Linked DNA regions of Mus musculus: region 1 is linked to region 2. A link is a loop called in an ENCODE intact Hi-C map of the cell type or tissue named here. Cell type or tissue: heart. All regions are shown on one strand. Links, peaks and the distances in the headings refer to the core of each region. The heading gives the core; the rest is flanking DNA.

What was found. A loop is a pair of places that touch in the nucleus more often than their neighbours do. Peaks named below come from ENCODE experiments on the same cell type or tissue, not always from the same donor. Only the 100,000 strongest peaks of a DNase experiment are listed, where the experiment ranks them.
Region 1: it touches region 2 in a loop (6-fold over the local background); 6 of 42 quality-filtered maps call a loop at or near these places.

Annotation. Positions count from the first base shown.
Region 1 is chr4:48,660,978-48,669,778 of GRCm38, reverse strand. Tmeff1 (transmembrane protein with EGF-like and two follistatin-like domains 1) reads right to left here. Exons shown (of 10, transcript NM_001356272.1): 10 at 6,648-7,778. The coding sequence ends at 7,694. It overlaps Cavin4 (caveolae associated 4), which reads right to left and starts at 6,265. Exons shown (of 2, transcript NM_026509.3): 1 at 5,750-6,265. The coding sequence starts at 6,157. In heart, for the core only: a CTCF peak has its summit at 3,861; a DNase peak (open chromatin) is centred at 6,338.
Region 2 is chr4:48,536,988-48,545,820 of GRCm38, reverse strand. It overlaps Msantd3 (Myb/SANT-like DNA-binding domain containing 3), which reads right to left and starts at 5,740. Exons shown (of 3, transcript NM_001145924.1): 1 at 5,550-5,740. In heart, for the core only: no CTCF peak of the experiment used is centred there; DNase peaks (open chromatin) are centred at 4,800, 5,570 and 5,620; H3K4me3 peaks cover 3,509 bases; H3K27ac peaks cover 5,511 bases.

The DNA of each region.
Region 1 (8,801 bases), core at 1-8,000, 120 kb before region 2:
TTGAGGCCCCAGGAAGTAGGGAGGTATGGTGGGGTGGGGGTGGTGAGGACATTGGAGGACATCCTCGTGGAGACAGTGGGGAGGAGGTATGGGGTTGGAAATGGTCATGGGGCAAACCGGGAGGGGGATGAAGTCTGGGCTGCAAAAAAGAATTAGAGAATATATATAAAATTTATTAAAATCATGAAACTCTTGCACAGGGAGACTGCTCAGCTGGTGAAGTGGCACAGCTATATCCACTAAAAATGGCGAGAAGCACAGCTGCTCGGCACAGTTCCAGCAAAGCCGAGTGGATTACTACCATTGCTGTCCTTCTGTCTCTAACTTTTGGAGTTTGAGCTCTGTGTGTTGCATTCTTGGGGACTTGCTACTTTATGAAAATCATAAAATTAACTTTATCTGGCCACTATTTGGAAGTCTTCCTTTTGCCCTGGAGATCATTGAGCACAGATAAGCACAGAGTTAAATGAGGTTATCACTCCAGAAATCTTCTTGGGGTATCTTCCCCTGAGCAAACTCAAACAGCATAATCGGTGCAGGGTAAACAGAGAGACAATTGGCAAACTCTGACTGACCAGGAGAACAGGTTATAGGTTCAAGGTCTCTTTTTATCATAGGCTTAGGTCTCTAAAAATGTAGCTTAAAGATAGGGGACACGCAGGGTACATCCTGGAGAAATGGAATTCAGTAAATAGGACAGATTAACTAAAACATTTCTACTTTACAGTGTAGATGATGAAACATGTAGTAAGAGAAGTTATTATATAATTTCTATTTGCTATTCATAAAAAGACCAGTTCAGATACTCTTGTTTGTCCGGAGTGCTTTCAGACAGCAAATACTGCCAACCTTCAAGCAGGCTGTCGTATAATAAACGTGCTTGCTCCGGAGGAGACTTCTTTGGACTCTTTAACCTGAACTTGTTACCCTGCACATACAAAGAAAGATCAAGCACACACTCTGTGCCACTTGGACAATCACTGGTCTGTCTTTGTTCTGTGAAAACTGTATAAATAAAGAAGCAGCTGATTACTAATCGGTCAGCTGAGAGATTCCCCTGGCCTGGCTCCCTCCCTCCCCTAGATGATCACTCCTCTACAGGCCACCCTGTCATCAAAGACCCTCCAACACTCCTCTCTGTGCCTGCGGAAGGCTCTCTGGGAAGGCCCCAGCAGGGAAGAGTTTGCCACCCAAGAGAACCTAAGTTCAGACCCCGGAACTCACGTTAAAAAGGAGAAGAGTTTGGACTCAGGAGGTAAAAAACACTTGCCAAGCAAACCTGATGGCCTGAATTCAGATCCCACGGCAGGAGGAAAACCAGTTCCCAGCAACTGAATGGTGTTTCATTCAAAACTCCTCAGAGGTAAAAGGTATCTCAAAATTCAGAGTGAAATTGACTTTGGGAAAATTCTATACCATCCCAGGATGGCTTCAGATCAAGCGAAGTCTCCTATCAAATGAGTCATCTTAAAAGCTTTATTTGGCTGCCACAGTGGTCCATGACCATAGCCCCAGTTCTTAGGAGGACTCGGGAGGAGGACCACAAGATCAACACCAGCCTGAATTACACAGTAGGGCGGGGGAGGGGTGAAGGGCAAAGCCACTTAAGAGAAGAACAGACTCTGCCAAGTGTGTCAGAAGAGAACCAGCTAGAGACAGGCCAGCACAGGGCACAGGTGAAAGAAACTGGTGTGCCATTTAGAGGTTATTTCTAAAACACAACAGGCAAAAACTTCAGGAATTACGATTTTTTTTTTTTTTGAGACAGGGTATCTCTGTGTAGCCCTGGCTATCCTGGAACTCACTTTGTAGACCAGGCTGGCCTAGAACTCATAAATCCACCTGCCTCTGCCTAGGATTAAAGGCGTGCAACCACTGCCCGGTGAATTATGACTTTTTTTTTCTTGTTTTTTTTTCTAGACATGGTTTCTCTGTGTAGCCCTGGCTATCCTGGAACTCACTCTGTAGACCAGGCTGGCCTCAAAGAATTATGACATTTTTAAAAACTGGACCATGAGTTAAATTTTCTAAATGAGACGTTTGAAATTCAGGTTGATTCCACTCAACAGATTGAATAAATACACAAGAAGGATGTTTGCACACACTCTAAGACATGACCAGCTTGATAGTCAAGAAGACATCCTTAGAATCTAATTCCTTCACTGAAATGGCCTTGTTGGCTACAGGATCAGAATGCTCATGAGCCCTGCCTCTCCTGGACAAAAGAGGCAGAGGTGGGCGTCTAATGACTCTCTGATGAATCAGTTAGAGGCAGGCAAGTTATTCCTCTCCCTTCCTGACACCTGTTGTGGGGAGCCGCCTCAGCAAAAGTGTGGGCTGGGCGAGCCTAAGAAGGTATAATTAGAAAAGGAAAGAGCCAAAGGGCATCAGGGTATTACTTGGTAGACAGAGATCCCCAGAAGCCTGCAGTGGAGGCGTAAGACACGGGGAAACTGGAGTATCACACATCCTTCTCTTCAAACACAGAGCCGACAGTACAAAATCAAGCAAACAGAGACAAAGGTAGGGAAAGACCTTGCCGGGGAATCTAACACAGCCCCCAGGAGCTGGGACCACTGTGAGTTAAGGGCAAGCACACAGTGCTAACGACAGAAGGTTGATGGGGTAAATTACAGTTGACTTCTGAATACAATCACATGTCTATATCAAAGTCCAGGTAAAACTAGCTTTTTATTGTTTTTGAGACAGGGTCTCACATAGCTCAGGCATGCCTCAAAAATCACAGGATATCTGAATTCCCAATCCTCCTGCCTCAGCCTGGCAACTGACAGGACTGTAGGTTTACACCACCACACCTGGTCTAAAGGACCATTGTTACAGCAGAATGAATGCTAAGGATCCGAGAAAAGTGGAAGCGAATCAGTATCAAAGGAACACAGCCAGCAACACTTTGGATACACAGAAGTGCAGAACTTATCATTAGAGGAGACTGAAAACTTTCTAGCCACAGACTTGTGCTTCCTTAGTAACTGCAATTGAGAAGCTACGCTGTGGCTCATGCCACCCACGCACAGGGAGAGGGATCACCAGTGTTCAAAGAGAAACAACCTGGGTAAGAATGTCAGGCAACCTTTAAATGCCAACATTCAGAATTTGGCCAAAAGCTTAGACGTATACAACTGTAGAAGATAAGACACCAATAAATATTATCAACAAAAGAGATGCCTGGGAAAACTTAAGGAATATCTCAGATAAAAATGAAGATATATGGGGGCTGGTGAGATGGCTCAGTGGGTAAGGGCACCCGACTGCTCTTCCGAAGGTCCGAAGTTCAAATCCCAGCAACCACATGGTGGCTCACAACCACCCGTAATGAGATCTGGTGCCCTCTTCCGGTGTATCTGAAGACAACTACAGTGTACTTACATATAATAAATAAATAAATCTTAAAAAAAAAAAAAAAAAAAAAATGAAGATATATTTAAGCGGCCTAGCTCAGTTTCAAATAAGTTTAGAAGGGACAGTCTTCGATGAGAATTAAGTAAGGTTAATCTTAACTGCTAAAAATAACCATGTAAATATATCTATATACATTCTAACCTATAACAAGTACAGAAATTTCAGTCTTAGGTCAACAATATGAAACTTCCTATTTTCCCTGTAGGCTTCTAAAAGGTAGCAATTTGTTTTGTTTTGACAAACTCCTGCATAATTTATACATCTTAGTTTCACATCATCTTCAAGGTAGTCTGTCTTAAAAGAAAAGAGCTTTATGATTAGCTAGTATCTCTCAGTTTCTTTATGGAACTATAGAATCCAAACACAGGAAGGAAATACCAGCAAGTTACAGAGAATAGAAACAAATAGAAAAACAGCTTTTCTGTAGGGGTCAGGGAGAGAATTTCACCGATAGATGGAGCCAGGTGAAATTTCTGTTTCCTTGCTGCAGCTTCTGTGAATCCTGAGGGAACTGCTTTGCTTATAGGTTCCCCTGATACGTGGGGCCCCCAGTGTTCTTCCTGACATAAGCATGCACATGAGGGTGAGCAGGCAGTGGCTGATGCCCCAGGAGGTGAATGGATCTATTCTTTGGTCCCATGCCCAGCTCATCACTATCTGCACCAGTACTGGAATGGACACCTGAAGTCAGGTGACATTTTTAAGCCTAGAGAAAGGCCTCTCGGAGCTTATAAGAAAAGGGTGATGGGAAAGAACTTTAAAGACACCAGTGTACTCTTCTATCTTCGAAATTCCCCATCTTTTCCCTAAATACCCTGTGAACTGATAAAAACAAATCCAAAAGTACCTCTCGCCCATTCCAGCGTAACTTGAGTCTGGGACACTGCCGAATGCACAGAGAACGTGAAGGTTACAGGCCTGACGTTTCTATCACTGTTTCTGTATTTCATGTTGTCTGCTCTTCTAGGGTTCTGTGCACACTGACTTCCACTTTTAAAAGTATATAGATGTGTGTATGCATGGATGGACATTCCCACACATTCCTGACTTTATGCTTACAACAAATCCTCTGACACACAGGAAATTCGGGGCCAGTAGGTTTGGAAAAATTTAAAGTTCATAATACATACTATCAAAAATGTCTCCCAAAATGTGCCAACTGATTCTCCCAAGAGCAGAACTGGAAAGACGGGCCTTCCCTAACCTTTGTACTTTGGATTTACAGTTCTGTACCAGCCAGTGTTTAAATAGGCAAGCAAAGATCCCTGGTGTCATCTGCTTTGTCTTTTCTTATCATCGTTCATTCTTAATGTGACTAAAGAGTCCAACTTGTCCATTTAATTTACAAGAGCTTAAGAAATATACTGTATTTTTATAATACAATATATGTATTTCCCATAGGGTCTTTTAAAAACATATATTGAGCATTTATAGGATCTTAGCGGGGGGGAAAAAGGCTTCCCAATTGAGTAAGGAATTATTTATGGACTTCTATATCTGTATTATTGTAAGAATAATATTAAGACATAAAACTTAATGGGGAGTTGGGACTCAGTGTCTATAGTACTAGCACTTGGACGGCTGTGGCAGGATCACCACCATAGTTTGAGGCCAGCCTGGATTATTAAATAGTGAGGGTTAGGTCACCATGAACTATGGGCTGGACTGTCTTACAAAACCAGTCAACATTTTTAACACAAATAATGGCCTGATTTGGAAACACTTAGCTTTTCTTATTGTGAATAATACAAAAAAAATTCCAATGGACAAACTATATTCAGAGTTTTTGATTTACTGGTTGAGTTCTTGGTAAGAATAAATCTATGACTGCCTGGGTGCTGGCTCCTAAACTGTTCTCTTTTAGGGGGCTGCTGTAAATCAAACACAAGCCTCGGCCACATGAACAAGTGTTCTACTCCCGAACTGCATCCTTGGAACCTCCCGGTTTCTTCTTTTATGTAGCAAAACCAGTCTTCAAACTTGAGATTTCTTAAGACCCTTTTGGCTCCAACATTCTAAAGTCTACTGGGTCACTGTGTTTACTAAGACTCAAATGCTGAAAGAACCTGACAGTATTGAGTTTCAAAGGCAAGAAATAGCCCGAGCCACAAGCCACAGTTCACATTCCATGACTAATAAGAAGCCTGACCCATGGGCGAGAGACAGCAGCATTGGTTAGGAATGGTTCTCTCTCCCAAGGTGACTATTTGGCGAGCTCAGTATATTCCCATATACCATGGCTGACATGTGACATTGGACACCCCTGTGACTCGGTGGCAAAGGATGAGAGGGAATATGGTCATCGAGCTGGCCCCAAATGCAAGCTTACCTGGAAGATTACCACTCGGAATTTGTTTTTCTTCATTATTTCTTCTTGCTTGGTTTCGACTTTGGTTACACGAACCTGTTGCTTCTCTACCCGGGCCTTGACATCCTTAATGTGAGCGCTGACTTTCCGGGTCTTCTCAAACAGCTTGTTGACAACGTAGCCCGTATTGCTGTGTGACTGTGAGAGCTTCAGCAGGTCTATTTGGACAGACTTTATCGCGTTACCCATTTCTCTGTGTCTCTCCTCAATTCTCTTCTGGCTTGCCTGCACACTGTCCACGACACTGGCCACTCTGTCCAGCACGGTCACAATGGTGAGGGCTGCGTCTTGGTCTTCATCTTCCGTCACACTTGACAACCGATTCTGGTGGATTTTACCAGCATTTGAAGCTGATCCGTTGTGTTCCATTTTACTTTTTTCTCAGCAGAAGGTGTCCTATGGCAATCCGGTTCCTACGCCTGGAGCCAAAAGTCGGCTAGGAAGCAGGCAACGGAGCTGCTTTAAAGGGTTGAAAACCGCACCCTGGAGAGTGGTCAAGTATTTATAACACAAGTGCCCATACGTGACTGCCCTGCAACATGAGCCCTTGCAAAGCACCGGGGCCGGTTCCAAACATGCTTGCCGACTGACTAAGGACCTCAAATAAGTCTGTGTGGGTGGGAGGGGGAAACTGTGAGAAGAAGTTCACTAAAGCCACTATGTTACTCATACTGAGCCTGCAAGCCAAGTTGCTTCAAACACTGAACTAAGTTTTTCTCTTTGGATCATTTCAGGGGGTGGTTTGTAAAAGGAAAGAGAATTCTGAACTGCAATCTTCTTGTCCTATGAATTGTTCCTATTATTAGTACTAACAGACCAATATCAAATAATACAATAAATGAGCACACAAAGCAGACCGTATAGTGAAAACATTATATTATAACATGCTTTTCCAAATCAAATTATTAAAATTAATATTTAAGTTTAAACATAGTCTTTAAACTCTACATGCATACTTTTGACTGGCTAAACTACATGTTAAACGCCTCGATACATTCTACTCACAGTTCAGACTTTGAAACACCAACGATCTATTAATAGAGCTACTACAGGACAGATTTGAATTAGAGGTCTTAGGTCATTTTTAAGCTCACTTTCAGAGCACCAATCATTAACAATTATTTCTGCATTGTATTCACAAACACTGATATAATTTGTACATTTATATTAAAACAAATACAATGTTTAAAAATGAATGTGTATTAAAGTAGTTTAGCTGATACTGTAGGTTTTATTGCAATCTGCTCATTAAACGCCCTATCTTGACAATATCTAAACCTATTTTCAGTGACCTGTTCCACCGTTAATTCCCAGGCCCCTTTTAAAATGATTAGGATTATTTCTTCAAGGAGAGAAATAGTCAACTGCAGTTTGTACAGCTTATAAATATGTGACATCTAACACATACACACAGCTTGGCAGCCCATGCAATAGGGGAAGTGTCTAAAAAAAATCAGATACTAAACCTCAAAAGCATTTAAATATCTATTTAAACACAGTGTCCTCTAGATTTTTTTTGTAAGAAAAGTAATCTGTAAACATCTTTACTTTAGTTCATGCTTTGTCATTTGCTGTGGTCACTGGGGAAGAAGTATGACTTTATGACCACCGTGAAGTGGGTCCATCCGTCTCTGCAAAAATATTACATTCCATGGATAAAGAACAAGTCTTAGTAGTATCACCATGTGTTACAAATTCGTGAAGCCAATTTCTGTATTTAAAAACATAAAACAGAGACTACTAAACAGTCAAAAACTGTTGTAGCTAAATATTCTAAATACGAGCCAACAGTACTACACTAAAAATGTCCAAAAATAAGGCCTCTGAAATAAATATTTCCATTCTTTAAAAAAAGACATAATAAATGTACATCACGTGGTCAGTGCGCATATAAAAGTCCGCGGCTCAGACCATTCTGGATGAAGTGTCTGAAGTAAAATGACCCAGGTTCTGCTTCTGCCTCCGCCCTCTATTGTTCTTGGGGCATTTCCTGTTGCATTGAAAATACAGATATTAAAAAACAAAATCAGTTAAGGATGTTTAAACTATGTCAAAGTAACGCACAGTTCACACACTGCACCCGTTAGAAAAGGAAGTAAGAGACTTAATTCAAGGCACAATGACTGGTTGTTCTTTGCTCTATAGCTGGAGTTGGGAGGGGTCACACACTGCTGATACACATTTCTGAGAGGGACGTCGGCCTCTCTGGCCCGGTAAGTCCTCAGTTCCCGAGACTGATCGCTGTGAAGGTGAAAAGATGCTGACCTCACTACTTTTCCTGAGCATTATCACAGCGCCAAGGCGACAAGGAAGCTTCTCTGACGGAGAGCAATAGCACAACACCGATGATCTCAGACAGGATGCGCGGAAGCCCTCTAAGTCAATCAGAGCTGGAGTACACCTAGTTGCGGCATGCCACAGAACCGCCCAGGAGACTGGGCCCCTCCCTACAGGTGAGGGATTCCTGGTCCCTGATCTTACATTTCAGTAAAGGTGGTCCTAATGTGGAACAAACCTCCAGACAGTGTTAACTATTCCTTTCTCTACCCACCAGACTGCATGATCAGCTCTTGCAAAGGAGTGTGTGAATGCAGAGTAAGGCACTTATGTGGATTCTGGCCACTTTGAGTTTGGATCCTACTGTTAGTATCGGTAGTAGCCATCTGTGCAAATTCGATGCTCCTGTGTGGAAACAGCCTCATTACAAGACCATTTCCACTGTATTTGCCCTAATATTCCATGTTTGCATTCAGTTTCAAAGAGGGCTGCTTTGCCTTAACTTAAAAGCCTTAACGACAATGTTTCTGATGGTTTCAGTGGATTTTCTTTCACTAATCCTTATAAATATAGTCTGATGCAGACAGGGCTGGGATCATATCCATTTCATAACGAGGGAGCTGGCTGACAGGCTAAGCAACTGGTTTCAACTGTCACTAACCCACCATGACCGGGAGGAATTCCAAGTTCCTGGGACCAGGCCTTTTTCTTCTATACAGTAGAGTTTGGCTAAGAC
Region 2 (8,833 bases), core at 577-8,576:
CAAACCAATAGGGCCAACTGAATGAAGACCTTAAAGAGATGTGGTGTGTGGCACATACCTTTAAGCCCAGTGCTCAAGAAGCAGAGGCAAGTGGATCTTTATGAGTTCAAAGCTAGCTTCATCTAGATAGTGAGTTTCCGGCCAGGCAAGGCTACCTGTCTCAAACAAACAAGAACTATGAGCCCCAATGACCTTTACCAGTTCCTAACTGCAGTGCTCGGGACTAAGCCTGGGGCTTCCTGTACGCTGGGGAAGTGTCCACTGCTCAGCTATGCCCCCAACCCACGCCTTTTCTTTTTATAAACCAATTAGCTCAGGGTTTAGGCACAGTGGCAGAAAGTGACTGACGTGTCGTCTGAAAACGTAAGGGCATGCTGACACTTATTTCGTGGCATGCAGCAAGTCCTCTTTCCTCCCTGTCAGCTCCTCAGCTCTAAATTACAGCTAAAGCAGGTGTTCTCTAAGTCCCATCCAGGGCGGGTGGGTCCAGATTAGCAGTCGTTCCTCTGCAAATTAATTTCCACAGCCCAATACAGCCAAAGACACATGGACAGCATTTTCTGATTGTTCATTAAGCTAGTAGGGCTTTGGACCAGTGAAATAAAATACTGTGCAGCACAATGAAATGATCCTGGCACCTTCCAGCAGTCCTTGCTTTAAGGCTGTACACAGGTTTAGCTTTGTACATTTAGCAATTCCAGGAAAGGTAGCTAAGGCCCACAGGCATTTGATCCATAGTTGTTATTCATGTAGCCACACACCTGATTGCCATTTATTTTGTTGTTTTGTTTACTAATTACAGTTACATGTTCTACTGTCCAAAATATCTTTTTGACATGGGATTAATCAGTAAATTTTAGTTTTCTGGTTTCCTGAGAATACCAGGAAAGCCCTAAGGGAAGTAGAAATGGCAGCTTTTCAGAGACCCATGATGACTGTGGCTGTCATGGCTCACAGGCTCAAACCTGTCTGCCCAGGACAGCCACCCACCGACACCCTTTCCTCCTCTCCTCCTCCTTTCTTTTTAGAGGGCTTGGCACCAACACTGACCTTGCCTCGTCTACTGTGTTGCCCCCACTCTCTCCAGGCAGCCATAGAACTTGGGGTTTTTTTTGCCATCTGTGTCTGTGCGTGACTGTGAGTGGATAAGCCTTGTGTTTAAGGCAAGGCCCCTCTCCTCATACTCCTCACCCTCCTCTTTGTCCTCCCACTTACACAAACCCCACTTTAAACTGGGTGAGTATTCTTAAAAGTCCTGGTCCCTTCCTTCATCTCCTCCACAGCTCCATCTTAAAGCGCCCCTGAAACGCCTTTAGATTTATTATTAAAGCCTCCCGTTCGGGAAGTGCTTCTGACATGCAGAAGGTGCCCTTCTGAGGGTGTTCTACACCATCCTGCCTCTTGTCTTAGCCAGGACACTCTCCTTCACTCCCACATCAGAAGACTGACTCTCAGATCTGCTCTAGCCCAAGGCTATCAAGTACTCAGCTCTTACCACAGCGCCTCTTACAATTTTTCCGCACTGCAATCCATCTGCTCTGTCAAGGGGGAACTACGCTTTATGTGCATCTTTCACACACAGGAGATGCTCAGTGTTTGTTCAGACGGATTGACATTTCCCTAGCAACCTCCTCTATTACTGCCCCATATGGGTACCTCAGAAATTATCAATTCTCCAGAGAGCTAAAGCCATACTAATTATTCCCCCACTGTCTACAAGTCTCATGAAGACTGGTGATTTCAGCCATAGCCAGGAGGCTTCCCAAGCCAAGGTCCTCAGCATGTTCTCCAACATGCGCAACTTTCTGACAAAACTCCATTCTACAATGTACTTCAGTGTCTACTTCCATCTCCCCTGTTCTCACCGCTTGTACCTTCTGTAAGACCTTAACCTCTAACTGGTCTCCCAAATGCCCACTGCGTCCCTCCCTATAGGGTCGAAGAGAGATGGTCCTAAAATATAGTGCTCATGGCACACCCTGCTTGTATCCCGTGACATCTCTTCTACCTCCTACAAAATAAAACAAGTCCAAACTCCTCGTGCATCACTCAGGGCTTTTCTACATCCTGCCTGACTACAAGCAACTCCTCCATCTGCCCCACCTACTGTGTCTTTCAATCCGATCAAACCAAACTCACCTTCATGCTACCTTCTCATGGCTCGGTTTATTTCTGACGTCCTCTGCCTGTGATCTTTGCCCAAGGTCATTCAGTTGCTTTTTTTTTTTTTAATCCTAACAGACCCAGTTCCTGTGTAACTGCTCAGCTCCCATGTAACTGTTCTAAAGCCTGCCTAATGCTTACACTCTTGTTTATATGTAACAGCTCTTCTTCCAAAATGAGTTTAGACAGTGTGGCATATATTATACTGGTTATAATGTATTATAACTGTCCTGTGCTGCTTAAGCCTGTGAAAGCTGACTCTGGGGCATGGGGAGGCCTTCCATTGTCTCCTCCAAGACTCCTGCTCCTGGGGAAGGCTGACTCCTTAACTCTGTAATAAGCAAAACAGTAAGCCACAGTGGGCGTTATGCACATTTTGTCCTTGAGGACAGTTAGGAGGTAGACTGTTTGCAACCAGCTTAACTGAACTTGAAGCTCCTCCATGGAGTGGATGGGGAGGGTCCTCAGGCCTAGGATCCTGCCAGTTGGGAACTCCCAATTTGACTATGTTCTTTCTCTATCTGTTGCTATTTGTTCTTTGACCTGAGGAGACAAGCCCAAGCTACCTGGGACCCATGATTGGGAATTCCAACTGACTACCTCAATGGGGCTTCCCCGGCGGATTTCAGCTGCATACCTGTAAGCCCTCGGGTTGATCTAGTCTTGTGGTTGTTCTATCAACCGCTCTACCTCCAGTCATCTCTGCTGGATGCAGAGGGCGCAACTTGATGTTTTGCTACCCAGCTCTGGCTTTTCTCCGTCTGCCGCTCACTATTTATTCTCTTACTTCTGCTAGCTACCTACTTAATAATTCACTCATTCAACTACTGTTCAACATTCTCTGGACTCCACGGAGCAAGTAGCTTACAAGTTCTATGTACACTGCAAGTGCATTTTTTAAAGAGAGAGACTGTCACGGCTGAGACTCAGCAGCATGGATAGATGAAAGGCAGGAGGTCACACAACACTCAGAATCTCTGCCATGGGGCTCCAACTGGCCCCGAGTCTCTAGGGAAGGAGGTGACCCACTCTTCTGCAAGCACACTGTCCATCACAAACGTCAACCAGTAGCACTTCCCACACGCTCTGTAATTTACCCTTTGTGTCCACCTCCCTCTCTGAAATGGGAAACTCCTAAGGAAAGATATAATTTCTGACTCATCTCTGCATCTCGGCATGTAGCATGACTCAGCAATGGACTGGCACTCTGGAGACCTTTTTTTTTTTAATGAATGAATGAATGAATGAATGTCCTATAGCCAGGAAATACAGTGAAGTGCTGTTTGAGTTCCCTGCCAACTACTTGAGGGGGAAAAAAAAGTCATATTCTCTCACATGCACAAACTATAATCATAAGGTGAGTGATAGTCAGGAAATAGATGAGGTCCCAGCTGTCTATCTCCCCCAGAGCACTTGCTCTTTCCACTGGGCATCTCTGTGTACCCCCAAATTCTCTTCTGAGTCCTAGTTTGAAACAAAACTCCTTTATCCAACAAGTCTGTCAGGCACACTCATGGGAAAGGTGTAAGAAATTGGGAGAGGGCAGGGTGCCTTCTCTGAGAAGGGGCCAGCCATGCTTCCAGCAGGCTGTGGACTAAAGCGCCCAGTTCCTTTCCTTACTGCCCTCCCCCCCTACTGCCGCCCCTGGATATTTCCTGTCCTCCTCATTTTTTTCATGCAGGCTACAAAGCCTTTCTCCCCCATCCCAAACTGAAACTCAAAAGTTTCTTCAAGCCCACTGGGACACTTAAGTGAGGAAGGGTCGCAACTCCCCTTCTTCACATCAGTTAGGCCGCTGCTAAGTTAACCACTTATCAACCTTGGGGGCTGTTTGCTATCGTCATCTCCCGAAACACAAACAAACACTGCTACCAGGAACCCCTGCATCCCAAGTCGCAGAACGCTTTTCCAGGCCTAACGACAGGGTCTGCATGGCTTCTGAACGCTTTCACCCTGCTGCAGGAGTAAAGAAAGACAACTTCTGATCTTTCTTCAGGACCTCTCCTGCTACCTCCTCAGAATGGACCTGTCGCAAGACGCAGCTGTGGGGAGAGTAAGCGGATGACCCCATCTTTCTCCGGGTTTTGAAATACTTTTTCTCCATCCCTTTTCTTGCTCTCCGGTCTCAAACTCTCGTAGCTGGCCTCAATCCTAAACTCAGGAACTATTTTATTAACTTTCAACAATTTCCTGGGTAACTACACACGCATGGTCTCTTCGGATATGCGAAAATCCCACACACACAACTCAGGCCCTATTATTCCAGCTCCAGTTTTAAATGTGTGAAAATATGTGTCTTTATCCTAGAACCATTATCCTAAGTACCGCAAAACATTTTGTACTTATCATAGCAATAAAACATCCATTCTCAATAATCACAACAGGAGACTAAATTCTTGTTTCTTACTCCAACATAAAAACCCTTCCTGCAATTTACAGATTGCCCGTGCGATGGTTTAATAATTCAAGCCAACTGTTTAGGACCTAGGGCCTGGGACATGAAGTGCTTAATTTTAGCTATCAGCCGACACACATTATCTCTCACAATAGTACTTGGGGGTGGGTATTACATCACACCCTACTCCCCCATTATAGAAACATCAACCCAGCAGCCTCAGAGTAAAGGAGCTTTCCCAAGGTCAGTCGGGCAGGGATGTGATGCACTATTTCCTTCTAAGATCCTCTTTAGGAGGGACCCAGCCCTTTATACCTCTGGACCGGACTGGAGGAGGCAGGGGGTCTCAATGGAGACAAGTACTGAAAAGCGGTGAGCACAGTTCCCCCGCACACAGTGGGGATATGTGGACCGGGGCTCCGCGGGGTCAGCCGGGTTTCCCCCCAAGAGCCTCCCGGGCCCCGGGCTCCAAGCTCCCGTCCCGGGAGCTCCAGCGCGTCTGCGAGGCCCGCGCGCCGGCGCTTTGTACGCGGCAGGCCGGCCGGGCTCCCGGGGCACCGCGGCGCGCGCAGGCGGCCGTCGGCCTGCGGGGAGGAGGGCGCGGCGGCTCGGCCCGGGAGCCCGCCAGACCCCCGCGCTCCCGCTCCGCCCGCTTTCCCCGCCGGCCGCGGCCCTCCGGGCCTCAACCTCCTACCTGCAGCGGCGGCGCGGCGGCCGCAAGTCCCGGGGAGGGGCGCGGAGGCGCGGGCGCGGCGGCCTGGGCTGCTCTGGCGGGCTGGGCGGCCGGCAGGGCCGCGGGCTCCAGGCGCCGGGCGGCCGCGCGCCCCCGGCCGGCCAGGCCCCGCCGCGCGCGCCGCGGCCACAAAGCCCCGCGCCGCCGCCCCCTCGCGGGCCGCTGCCGCCTGCCGCTCCGTGGGCGCCGCGGAGGGCGGGAGCGCGGCCCCGTGCAGTCCCCCACCTTCCCGAGCCCCGGTTCCGCCGCGCTGCCCACCTTGGCCCGGGAGCTGCGGAAGGGGCCCGTCTCCGCCAACAACAAAAGAATGCATTTTCCCACACCGGGGATGTGGCAGTCGCCCGCACGAGTTAGCGCGAGCCTCCTGACTGACGTGGGCCCTTTTCGTCGGGGACTCCACGAGGCTGGGAACGGCACCCCTTCCTACTCTGAGTTCAGCGCCAACTTTTGTGATTCTAATGGGCGGGATGTGTCTCCAGAGATGGGGTGTGCGCTCCCCCTCCCCCCAAGGACCCCGGCTACGTGCACCGACCTCAGGACACGACTCAGACCCTGTGTGCCTACCCAGTGGGACCCAAGGCGCGCTGCGACGAATGCCGGGCGGCTTAAACAACTGGGGGCAGGGGTCCTTCTGCCGACAAGGCCTTCACCCCTCCCCCCAGGATGAAGACGGTTTCTTTTGCCATAGATCCGTGAAGAAGATTCCAAGCCCAGAGAAGGGCAAAGAGAAGGTTCTCAAACTTTTTCTTTTTAAGCGAGATGAAACTCAACCAAGCGTAGAGATAACAATTTAAAAATAAACAATCCTGTGGCACTCATTACACTTAGAATAGCCAACGATAATCACTTCACCTCCTTATTCTTAAGGGTTCCATCCGAAGGAAACCCCCGCACCAATTACGTAGTCACTCCTTTGCCTAGTCCCTGAAAACCATTAATCTCTTTTCTGTTTCTATCGATTTACCTTTTTGTACATTTCATGTAAATGGAGTCGTGTGTCTTTTTGGAGCACGCGGCAGGTTGTGTGTATGTGTGTATGTGTGTGTGTGTGTGTGTGTGTGTGTGTGTGTGTGTGTGTGTGTGTGTAGTTGGGGGTGGTACTCACTAAGCTGCCCAGGTTGGCATTGAACTCTGGGGCCCAGGCAGCCTACAAATCTACAAACCTCCTGCCTCAGCTTCCCTAGCTCGTAGCTGATATCACAGGCCAGCTTCATTGGGCCTGGTCACTCTGGCCAGGTCAAAGAATCCAAACAAGGTTCATCCAGATTGTAGCATGCCTCTTACTTCATTGCTTTTTGTGGCTACATAAGCTGACCATTGTGTATTCTACAGTTTGCATATCTGTTCTTACAGAAATTAGTGGATGTTTAGATTATTTCCACCTTTTGGCTAATGTGAACTGGTTCTCTGAAAACCCCTAGACATGCATTTGTCTAAAGAACCTGTTTCCAATTCTTTGGGATACATACTTAGAGTAGAATTTCTGGATCATATGTGGTAATGTGGCCATGTGTAACTTTGTTGTTGCTTTTTGAGGCAGGGTCTCCTCTAGCCCAGGCTAGCCTCAAACTTGCTATGAGGCAGAGAATGACCTTGGATTTCAGATCCTCCTGCTTCTGCCTCTGGAATGCTGGAATTACAGGCATGAGTCACACATTCAGTCTTTAAACAGGTGATCATCCGGTTTTTGAACTGGGGAAAGAACAGAGAGACAGCCTAACATTTTCTGGTATGGAGGCAGAAGCACCTATAAAATACTAGACTAGAGAGTTGTAACTACTTTTTCTGCCTTGTGTTAACAATAACTTATCTACTGTCCCAGGAGCTTTGAAATTGCCCAGAGTCAGGAAACTGACTGGTGGGTGGGGAGGGTGCTATTGGCTAACAAACTTTATGATTTGCACTTAGGCCTTCCAAGTAATGTCAGATCGGAAGTCCTTAAAGATATTGTTCTGAGGATGTAACCAAAGGAAAACTATTAGCCGGGCGTGGTGGCGCACGCCTTTAGTCCCAGAACTTGGGAGGCAGAGACAGGCAGATTTCTGAGTTCGAGGCCAGCCTGATCTACAAAGTAAGTTCCAGGACAGCCAGGGCTATACAGAGAAACCTTGTTTCGAAAAACAAAACAAAACAACAACAACAAAAAACAAAAAGGAAAACTATTGGACTGAAATTTGAAGATCAATTTAGATTGGAAATTTGATTGATAGGTAGTAAAGTATGGGCAAGCAGGAGATGTACCACGAGGACCTATATACTACATATTTCTTCATGACATATTTTCTCTTCCTTGAATCTGTGTTCTCATTGTTTATGAGGGAGTTAACAATGCCTACGTGATGGGGTGGTGTCTTAGTCAGGGTTTCTATTCCTGCACAAACATCATGACCAAGAAGCAAGTTGGGGAGGAAAGGGATTATTCAGCTTACATTTCCACGTTAGTTCATCACTAAAGGAAGTCAGGACTGGAACTCAAGCAGGTCAAAAAGCAGGAACTGATTCAGAGGCCATGGAGGGATGTTACTTACTGGCTTGCTTTCCCTGGCTTGTTCAACCTGATCTCTTATAAAACCAAGACTACCAACCCAAGGATGGGACCACCCACACTGGGACCTCCCCCCTTGATCACTAATTGAGAAAATGCCTTACAGCTGGATCTCGTGGAGGCATTTCCCCAACTGAAGCTCCATTCTCTTCATAACTCCAGCCTGTGTCAAGTTGACACAAAACTAGCCAGTACAGGTGGGTAAAACCTTCAACCTGAACCTCAATAAATGGTCAGAGTTCTCTGTTTAAAGTGCTGAAGGTTGGCCTGAGCCACATGAAGACATACTGCTAAGAAGACATTTGACCACGAGTTTCTCCTCAAATCAAGAGAGTCAGGCTAGCTTCAAAACTAATATGGCCAGGGTGACAACTCAAATCCCTAACACAATGTCTTCATCTTGTCTGACTCGCTGTTTCCTGACTAGGGGTGGCAAACTACCCTGGTCAAGTTTTTAGCGTGGCTGTTCAAGTGTTAACATCTGTATAGTGGAGCAACACCTACTTAATAGGGCCATTTCAATGAGATGGTGAATACAGAGGGCTTGGCCGTGAGCTAGTAAATAGAAAATACTATCGTATGTATCGATAACAAAGCTATTTTAAGTTCTCCAAGGAAAATATGCACAGAAGAGCAAAATTAACACAGAAACCAGTAAGTAAAGCTATGTGGGGAAAAGGTGATGGCATACCCCTGCCTCAGGGCATTGCAGCCCACTCCCACAATGTTTATTAGTGCTAGTTGAAAAGAGCTTTAAGCATGCGCTTGATTGCTCTGGCCCAGGCTTACCAAGCAGTCTTGACATAGCAGCTGGTGGCTACAAAAGCTTTCTGAAGGAGAGAATACAGATTGAGCAACTAACCTGAATACAGCAGGGTTCTGAAAAATCACAATGTTCTTTGCAAATTGATGTTTCCTTTATCTCTCTGCCTGTTACTATTTTGAGTGGACGAAGCCCCCGGAATCTAACTGAGAATGGATATTAGAAACTATTTTA